3 separate regions of the Mus musculus genome follow, and all the other regions are linked to region 1. Evidence: chromatin loops called from intact Hi-C (ENCODE). Cell type or tissue: gastrocnemius. All regions are shown on one strand. Region 1 overlaps Dpep1 (dipeptidase 1). Region 2 overlaps Gm35466 (a long non-coding RNA gene). Region 3 holds the start of Mir7079 (microRNA 7079).

What was found. A loop is a pair of places that touch in the nucleus more often than their neighbours do. Peaks named below come from ENCODE experiments on the same cell type or tissue, not always from the same donor. Only the 100,000 strongest peaks of a DNase experiment are listed, where the experiment ranks them.
Region 2: a loop joins it to region 1, with 2.6 times the contacts of the local background. A loop is called at or near these places in 19 of 42 quality-filtered maps.
Region 3: a loop joins it to region 1, with 9 times the contacts of the local background. A loop is called at or near these places in 27 of 42 quality-filtered maps.

The regions. Positions count from the first base shown.
Region 1 is chr8:123,189,910-123,192,409 of GRCm38, reverse strand. All of the region lies in intron 1 of Dpep1 (dipeptidase 1), which reads right to left. Among named protein-coding and RNA genes, the nearest start is that of Dpep1, 4.9 kb to the right of the region's middle. In gastrocnemius, a CTCF peak has its summit at 1,459 (motif pointing right); a DNase peak (open chromatin) is centred at 1,495; H3K4me3 peaks cover 688 bases; H3K27ac peaks cover 1,270 bases.
Region 2 is chr8:122,834,167-122,836,666 of GRCm38, reverse strand. It overlaps Gm35466 (a long non-coding RNA gene), which reads right to left. Exons shown (of 3, transcript XR_388150.3): 2 at 1,481-1,609; 3 at 1-1,117. Among named protein-coding and RNA genes, the nearest start is that of Gm35466, 12 kb to the right of the region's middle. In gastrocnemius, a CTCF peak has its summit at 1,461 (motif pointing left); a DNase peak (open chromatin) is centred at 1,457.
Region 3 is chr8:123,104,685-123,107,184 of GRCm38, reverse strand. It overlaps Rpl13 (ribosomal protein L13), which reads right to left. Exons shown (of 6, transcript NM_016738.5): 6 at 1,941-2,141. The coding sequence ends at 1,983. Mir7079 (microRNA 7079) reads right to left here and starts at 2,210; the gene lies at 2,142-2,210. In gastrocnemius, CTCF peaks have their summits at 414 (motif pointing left) and 1,107 (motif pointing left); no DNase peak of the experiment used is centred here.

The DNA of each region.
Region 1 (2,500 bases):
CCCGGCCTGTTCTCTCTTCTTATCATTTCTCTTGGGATATTTATTTTGCTTGTTTGCAATTTTGCATTTTTTTTTTTTGTACAGGATTTCTCAGTGTAATCTTGGAACTTTATTTCGTGGACCAGGCTGGCCTTGAACTCGGGGGCTCTGCCTCCTGGGTGCTTGGGATCAAAGGTATGCACCACCACTGCCCAGCTTGGCCTTGAACTCTTACTCATGCGATCCAAGTACCAGGATTGTATAAGCACACCACCACGCCCAGCTCGGATTGTTGAAAACTGCTTTTCAAATGTCTCCGGTCATCTCTGTGCTGGTTGGAAAGCCCTAAAGGAGCTGGGGATTGGCGCTCAGTATTGCAGCCTTTGCCTAGACTGCATCAAGCTAGAGCTCCACTCCTGCTTCAGATGTGGAAAGCACAAAAGCAGAATAGTGTAGTCTCCCCTCCCCTAGCCTGAAACCTGCTTGCTCAGGGGTGGAGCTTCCTGCTCATTCGTTCTGCCACGCCCACTGCTGGAACCTGCGGAGCCACACACGTGCACCTTTCTACTGGACCAGAGATTATTCGGCGGGAATCGGGTCCCCTCCCCCTTCCTTCATAACTAGTGTCGCAACAATAAAATTTGAGCCTTGATCAGAGTAACTGTCTTGGCTACATTCTTTTCTCTCGCCACCTAGCCCCTCTTCTCTTCCAGGTTTCCAAAATGCCTTTCCAGGCTAGAACCCAGGTTGTGGTCTGCTGGCCGGACACAACAGAATAGTGTGCCTTGGAGCTCCCGGTTCGAATCCCGCTTCATCAACTGTAGGTAGGTCGATCTGGGATTTTATGAGCTGCTCACATTTCTCAAAATTGAGAAGTCCTTGTGTCGCCTTCTTTTCTTAAGTAGAAAAAGCCAACCTTCCTAATGCTGGGACCCTTTAAATACAGTTCTTCATGGTGTGGTGACTCCCAACCATAAAACTATTTTCATTGCTACTTCCTAACTGTAGTTTTGCTGCTGTGATGAATCGTATTGTACATACCTGGTGTGCAGGATATCTGATACGTGACCCCCGTGAAAGGGTCGTTTGACCCACATGCTGGGAACCACTGAGTCAGAGGACTCAGAACTGAGCCTTTGGGAGAGGGCGAGACACTGACTTGCTCATACATAGAACTTCTATAATCCTGCACTTGGGAGGCTGAGGTCGGACAGTGGCACATTTGAGGCTAGCCTAGGCTGCAGAGTAAAACCTTTGTCTTTAAAAGCTGTGTCTTAGTCGGGCATGGTGGCACACGCCTTTAATCCCAGCACTCGGGAGACAGAGGCAGGTGGATTTCTGAGTTTGAGGCCAGCTTGGTCTACAGAGTGAGTTCCAGGACAGCCAGGGCTACACAGAGAAACCCTGACTCGAAAAACCAAAAAAAAAAAAAGCAGTGTCTTCCCGTTTGTTCTGAACTTTTGATTGGCCCAGGTCCTCCCACTGGGTGGCGCTCCCACACTCTCCCGGTCTTTCAGGCTCCTCACACCACAGCCTCCTCCCTCCCAAGCGCTCTCATCTGGCTTCGCCTCCTCCAGGATCCCTAGCTGCCAGCTTGGAGCCTACGGCTTCCACTTATTATCTGTGCTTTAACTGTTCCTCCGTTTTGGCTTAGCCTCGTACTTGATTAGGACAGGTCTTCACAACAGCCTCTGGCAGTGGGTGTGCAGGGACCACATTTCTGAGCTTTTGCAAGCCTGCATTATGTCTATTCAGCTTTCAGACCAGGTCAACGGTTTGCTGGATGTGCAGTTCTGGGTTGTAAACCATTTCCCCATGAGCTTGAAGGCTCCAAAGTCTGTCTCACTTGAGCTGTTGATAGGAACGTCGTCGTCGGGTCAGCCGCATATAAATAATAATAAAATCATAATATTTTGTTACCCCAGTCCTTTGCAGACGGCATGTTTTTTTCTTTTCTGGGGAGTGGTAGCCTCCTCCTGATATCAGTTCTGTGATTTCTCAGTGAATTACATGTTTGTCATTGAGTTCTTTTTGTTGTTGTTGTTGTTTTTGTTTTTGTTTTTTTGAGGCAGGGTTTCTCTGTGTAGCCCAGCTGGCCTCGAACTCAGAAATCCGCCTGCCTCTCTGCCTCTAAGTGCTGGGATTAAAGGCATGTGCCACCACTGCCTGGAGAGGGCTTTTTGTTTGTTTGTTTGTTTGTTTTCCCATTTCTAAAGGCAGGGTCTCCTGCATCCTCCAATTTACTAGCTGAGTGTAACCCTGAACTTGTGATCTTCTGGCCTCCTACTGCCTGGTGTGGGGCACACCTAATTATATGTGGAAGATAGACTAGAGCCCTGGCGCCTCGTGAACGCTAGAGAAGACTCTGCCAGTTCAGGTACATCTCTAGCTCCCTGTCTTATGGACACTTTCATACATACATATGTGACGCTTTGTTCTCGTGTGCCCCCTCTGCCCGTCCCCGCCCTCTTCACTTATCTTGCGGGTGTGTCTATGTGTAGGTGGAAGTGTGCTTGTTTGT
Region 2 (2,500 bases), 360 kb after region 1:
AACTTGGTGAGCTTGGTGAGGCACCTGCAGCACCGGCTGTGTCTCGGCTTGCTGACATTCCTCGTCACCTCGTGGCCCTTGTTGAGGCCCACGGCCATGGGGTAGCGCAGGACCATGGCTGCTGTTCTCCGATGGCAGCCGGGACAGTAAACTAGATTACCTAATCCCCTACCTTTTCTTTTTCCACCCGCTCTTACTCCCTCTCATCGGCAGCGCACTATGGAGACTTGAGGTGTAAGGGACGTAGGCTCAGCTGTCCCTTCACCTGCTTGGCAGGGTTTCTGAGGCTCACCAGCAGGCCATCACCACTAAGCCTAAATCAACTTCTAAGACACCTGTCCCTGTGGCTGCTTTCTCTATGACCAAACTAGAGATTACTGTCGGTATTGGCCAGAGATTTATGGAGGAGACGTGGTGGACATTCAGTGTGGTCATTTGAACCCCATAGACTTGTGTTTGAACGTGTGACCCCTAGGGAGTAGCACTATTAGGAGGTGTGGCCTTGTTAGAGGAGGTGTGGCCTTGTTGGAGGAAGCGTTTCACCATGGAGGCTGGCTTTAAGGCCTCATATATGCTCAAGTTATGCCCATTGTGACACAGAGTCTCCTTCTGCTGCCATGGATCAAAATGTAGAACTCTCAGCTCCTTCTCCAGCACCACATGTACCTGCGTGCTGCCATGCTTCCTGCCATGATGATAACTCTGAACTGTAAGCTAGCACCAATTTAGTGTTTTCCTTTATAAGAATTGCTGTGGTCACAGTGTCTGTTCACAGCAATAGGAACCCTAAATAACTCAGGAAGCTTCAGGAAGTCCCTAAAACAGACTAGATTCACCAGGCCCATCCATGCCAGAGTAAGCAATAGAAACCGAGATTCCCTCTGCAGAAGAGCAGAACCAAGCTCCAAAGACTCTTAACGCAGACCAGCTGCCCGGAAGAAGCAGAAACCAGCAGAGCTGCCTGGCAGAGGGTTAGAGCACAGACTGGAAAGGACACCTCCAACCTGTCGTGCTGCCTGCAGGCTGTGCAGTGCTCTCGAGGCTCCCAGCTCTGTGAGCTGTCACCCATGCTGCCGTGAGCCTTGGTGATACAACTGTCTTTGAGTAATTTCTGCTCCTGTAAGAAACACCAATAAAACCCACTGGCTCCCCAAGTTGGGCTTTCCTGGTATCTGTACTTGGGTCTGTTGGGGGTCGGGGGGATGGGTGAATAGACATGTGGAATGTCTCCCCAGGAAATTTTGTTACACAACAGGGCCAGACCTTAAGTGGAAAAGGGTGCAGGGGGGCAAATCAGGAAGGCACATGAGCCCCGACCTGGGGGGGGGGGTGGGCGTGGGGTGGCTCCTATAGAAGGTTTTCTGGCTCTTTAAGCACCTCCCAGGGACAGAGGAGTCTATCTATAGAGGTATTATATTGAGATGCCCCATCCAGTGCCAAGGGCTCTGTCTGCCCCCTGCTGGTGACAGGATGTACTTACTGCACGATGTTCCACAGCCTTCAGGCCCCATAATGGGCAATGTGGTCCAGAAGCTCTCAAGAGCACACAGGAAAAGAACAGTCGCTTGCAGTCAGGTGATCGCGGTGGCGCACGCCTTTAATCCTAGCACTGGGGAGGCAGAGGCAGGTGGATCTCTGAGTTCAAGGCCAGCCTGGTCTACAGAGTGAGTTTCCTGGGGAGACAGTACAGATGTCTACTCATCCGATAGGGGGCTCATGACAGACCAAGTACGGCTACACTGAAAAACCCTGGCTGGAAAAATAAAAAAACCAACAAAAACCACCACCAACAACTGTGGCCACCTTGTGCTGACTGGGGATCAACTGCACTTCAAAACTCCCTCAGCCTCGCTAGGCTTCCCGGGCACTGATGCTGACACACCCAGGCAGACCCACAGGACGATACCTGTGGTAGTTTTCTCTGAGCTGCTGTCCTACCAGTCACTGAGAGAAAACATGGTCAAAGCCTAAAGCAGGAACTGGGAGTCAGCAACCGAAGCACAGAGGAACACTGCCTACCCTCTGGCTTGCTCAGCTACTTTCTTACATAGCCCAGGCTCATCTGGGCTAGGGATGGCTCCGCCCACAGTGGGCGGGCTCTCCTACATTAATGAGCAATTAAGACAATGTCTCTCAGGCGTATCCACTGGCACATCTGATGGAGGCAATTCCTCAAACAGATCCCCTCTTCCCAGATAACTCCAGTTTTGTCTTAAGTGGACAAGACCCAGCACAGTGTGCGCCGAGCCACTGAGGGCCAGCGTTACTTCGGAGCTCGCAGTGTGCTGTTTGAGGTGGATCTATGCAGTGAGTGTGGAATGCTTCCCTCCTTAGTAAAGCAGCAAATGAGGATTGGCTCACGGTGCTGAGATCTGGTTCCTGGCCTGAGCCTTTCTCACAGACACCTCACGGCCTGTTATCGCCTGCTCGTCGCCCACCTGGGCCGGCTCCGGCCCCTCCGGCAATATGCCAAGTATGAGGTTAAACCACAGGCCAGGCA
Region 3 (2,500 bases), 85 kb after region 1:
TCACCCAGCCAGGCTTAGCTCACCTCACCTACCCATTCTAACCACTACTGCAGAGGAGCTTCCCAGAGTCCATGCAGTTTACAGCAAGCTCCTGCAGGCCCAGGGTGCACATAAACGCATGAGCATGAAGGCACATATACATTCTTAAAAGGATACAAGGAGCAATAGCACACACCTATGCAGAACTTGGCAGGCAGTGGCAAGCCTGAGTGTCTGGCTATTCAGGGCTACCTACACAGGAAACGGCTATCTAAAATCAAAAACTAAATTTACAACATTTTTAAAACCAAAGGGAGGGCTGGTGAGATGGCTCAGCGGTTAAGAGCACTGACTGCTCTTCCAAAGTTCCTGAGTTCAAATCCCAGCAACCACATGGTGGCTCACAACCATTTGCAATGGGATCTGGCTCCCCCTTCTGGAGTGACTGAAGACAGCTACAGTGTACTCACATATAACAATAAATAAATCAATCTAAAAAAACAAAACCAAAAAAAGCAAAACTAAGGGAACAGAGGCAGGAGGATATGAGTTTGAGGCCAGCCTAGTTTACACAGGACAGCTAGGGTACACAGTGACTGTCTCAAAAACAGAGTGAGGGGCAACCCCAAAGAAACGACCAAAATGGGGGCTGCAGAGATGGCTCAGGGGAGTAAGAGCACTGACTGCTCTTCGGAAGGTCCTGAGTTCAAATCCCAGCAACCACATGGTGGCTCCCAGCCATCTGTAATGGGATCTGATGCCCTCTTCTGGTGTGTCTGAAGTCAGCTACAGTCCACTTATTTAAATAAATTAAAAAAAAAAAAAAAAAAGACCAAAATGGTCCCTAGATGGTACTAAATGTTACTAGAGCTGATCTGTGTAAGTGGCCACAAATTCTAAGGATGTTCAATTGCACTCATAGCCTGGCATCAAGTTCTTCCCCTCACCTGGGGATGGAGAGATGGCTGGTGGGTGGTTAAGCACACTTGCTCTTGCAGAGGGCCAGACTTCCTGATGGTATCTTACGATTTTAAATCCTTCTCAGATTTGTACACAACACATATATCAAGGCCTAACACAAATAAATTTCACATTTACCATACCTGTACTAAAAACTTCTGCCCCCTTGTGGACATTCATATATGACCAAGTCTAGCACCATCCTAGGTTATCTTTTTTTTTTTTTGAGACAGGGTTTCTCTGTTTAGCCTTGAATGTCTCTGTAGACCAGGCTGGCCTCAAACTAAAAAATCCGCCTGCCTCTGCCTCCCAAGTGCTGGGATTAAAGGTGTGTGCCATCAATGCCTGGCCATCCTATATATCTTGTTCCTAGGGCACAGCATGGTGCCCTCGAACTGGTAGGCATGTTACCCCCGTTACTCTTCCAAGTAACTTCAATCCTTCAAACATGGGACCCATTTCCAGGGTGCTTTCTAGTGGTTTACTGCTTGGGGGACAAGGCAGGTATTGAAGAATGCTTGGGCCAAAAAGAAAAAACTTCAGGCCCCAAAACCTATCTCTGGGGCTCTCCTCTTTGTATGTAGTAAGAATGCCTCAGGCACCACAGGCACTGCACATGCAGGGTAATACAGGACTCCCATGGTTCTAAGTCACTGTCGGGGCAAACCTAATCCTGTCACACCAGGGAAGAGAGGGGCAAGTTACTACAAAATCCAGGCACCAGCCTTCCTCTGGGCTAAGTTAGAAGAGCCTGCTACAGCTACTGATACAGTAGACAGCGACCACCCCAAGGAAGACCCTGCTGAAGTTAATTTTAGGGCTGGGCTATGGCATTTACGACGTTTGAGCTCAGCAGCTGGTGTTAACAGCAGTCTCCCACCCACTCAGTTATAACTAAGGCCCAAAATGCTGAAACTCAATCACATCTCTTAGGAATACCTTCTAACTCAAACCTGCAACACACAACTATTGCTCAAGAAAAAAAGACAAAGAAACCCAGCTTTTGCTTTATGGAAAATTTATTGCAGCTCTCCAACACAGAATTATTTTTTCTTTTCAACATCTTGCTCTGCAGCTTCCTTCGCCCTTTTTGCTCGGATGCCAAAGAGTCGGGCATTGGCACGGGCCATTCGGAGACTGGCAAAAGCCTTAAAGTTCTTCTCTTCTTCTGTGATAACTCTGGCCTTTTCCTTTTTGTACACCTGGAAAGAGAACAGAAGTCAGGAGCCTACAGGACCTGTGCACAGGACTCACTGCCTCAGCCCTCCGGGCGCAGAACCACCCCCTGGGATAAGTAAATCCCCACTATTTGTCAGGTTGCGATGGGAGAATCCTGAGTCTTCGCCACCATAGACTACAAATTAAGTTCTAAACCAGCTTTGGCTTATATATGGAAATATATATTATAAAATTAGAGCCACAACCTCTGTAAGGCACATTCTGGTGAATTTATTAAAACTTGACACAGCCAAAGTGATGGCAGAAGAAAAAACTTCAATGAGAAAATTCCTTCATAAGATCGGGCTTGCCTTTAACCCTCAAAGCAGATGCAGGTGTGGGT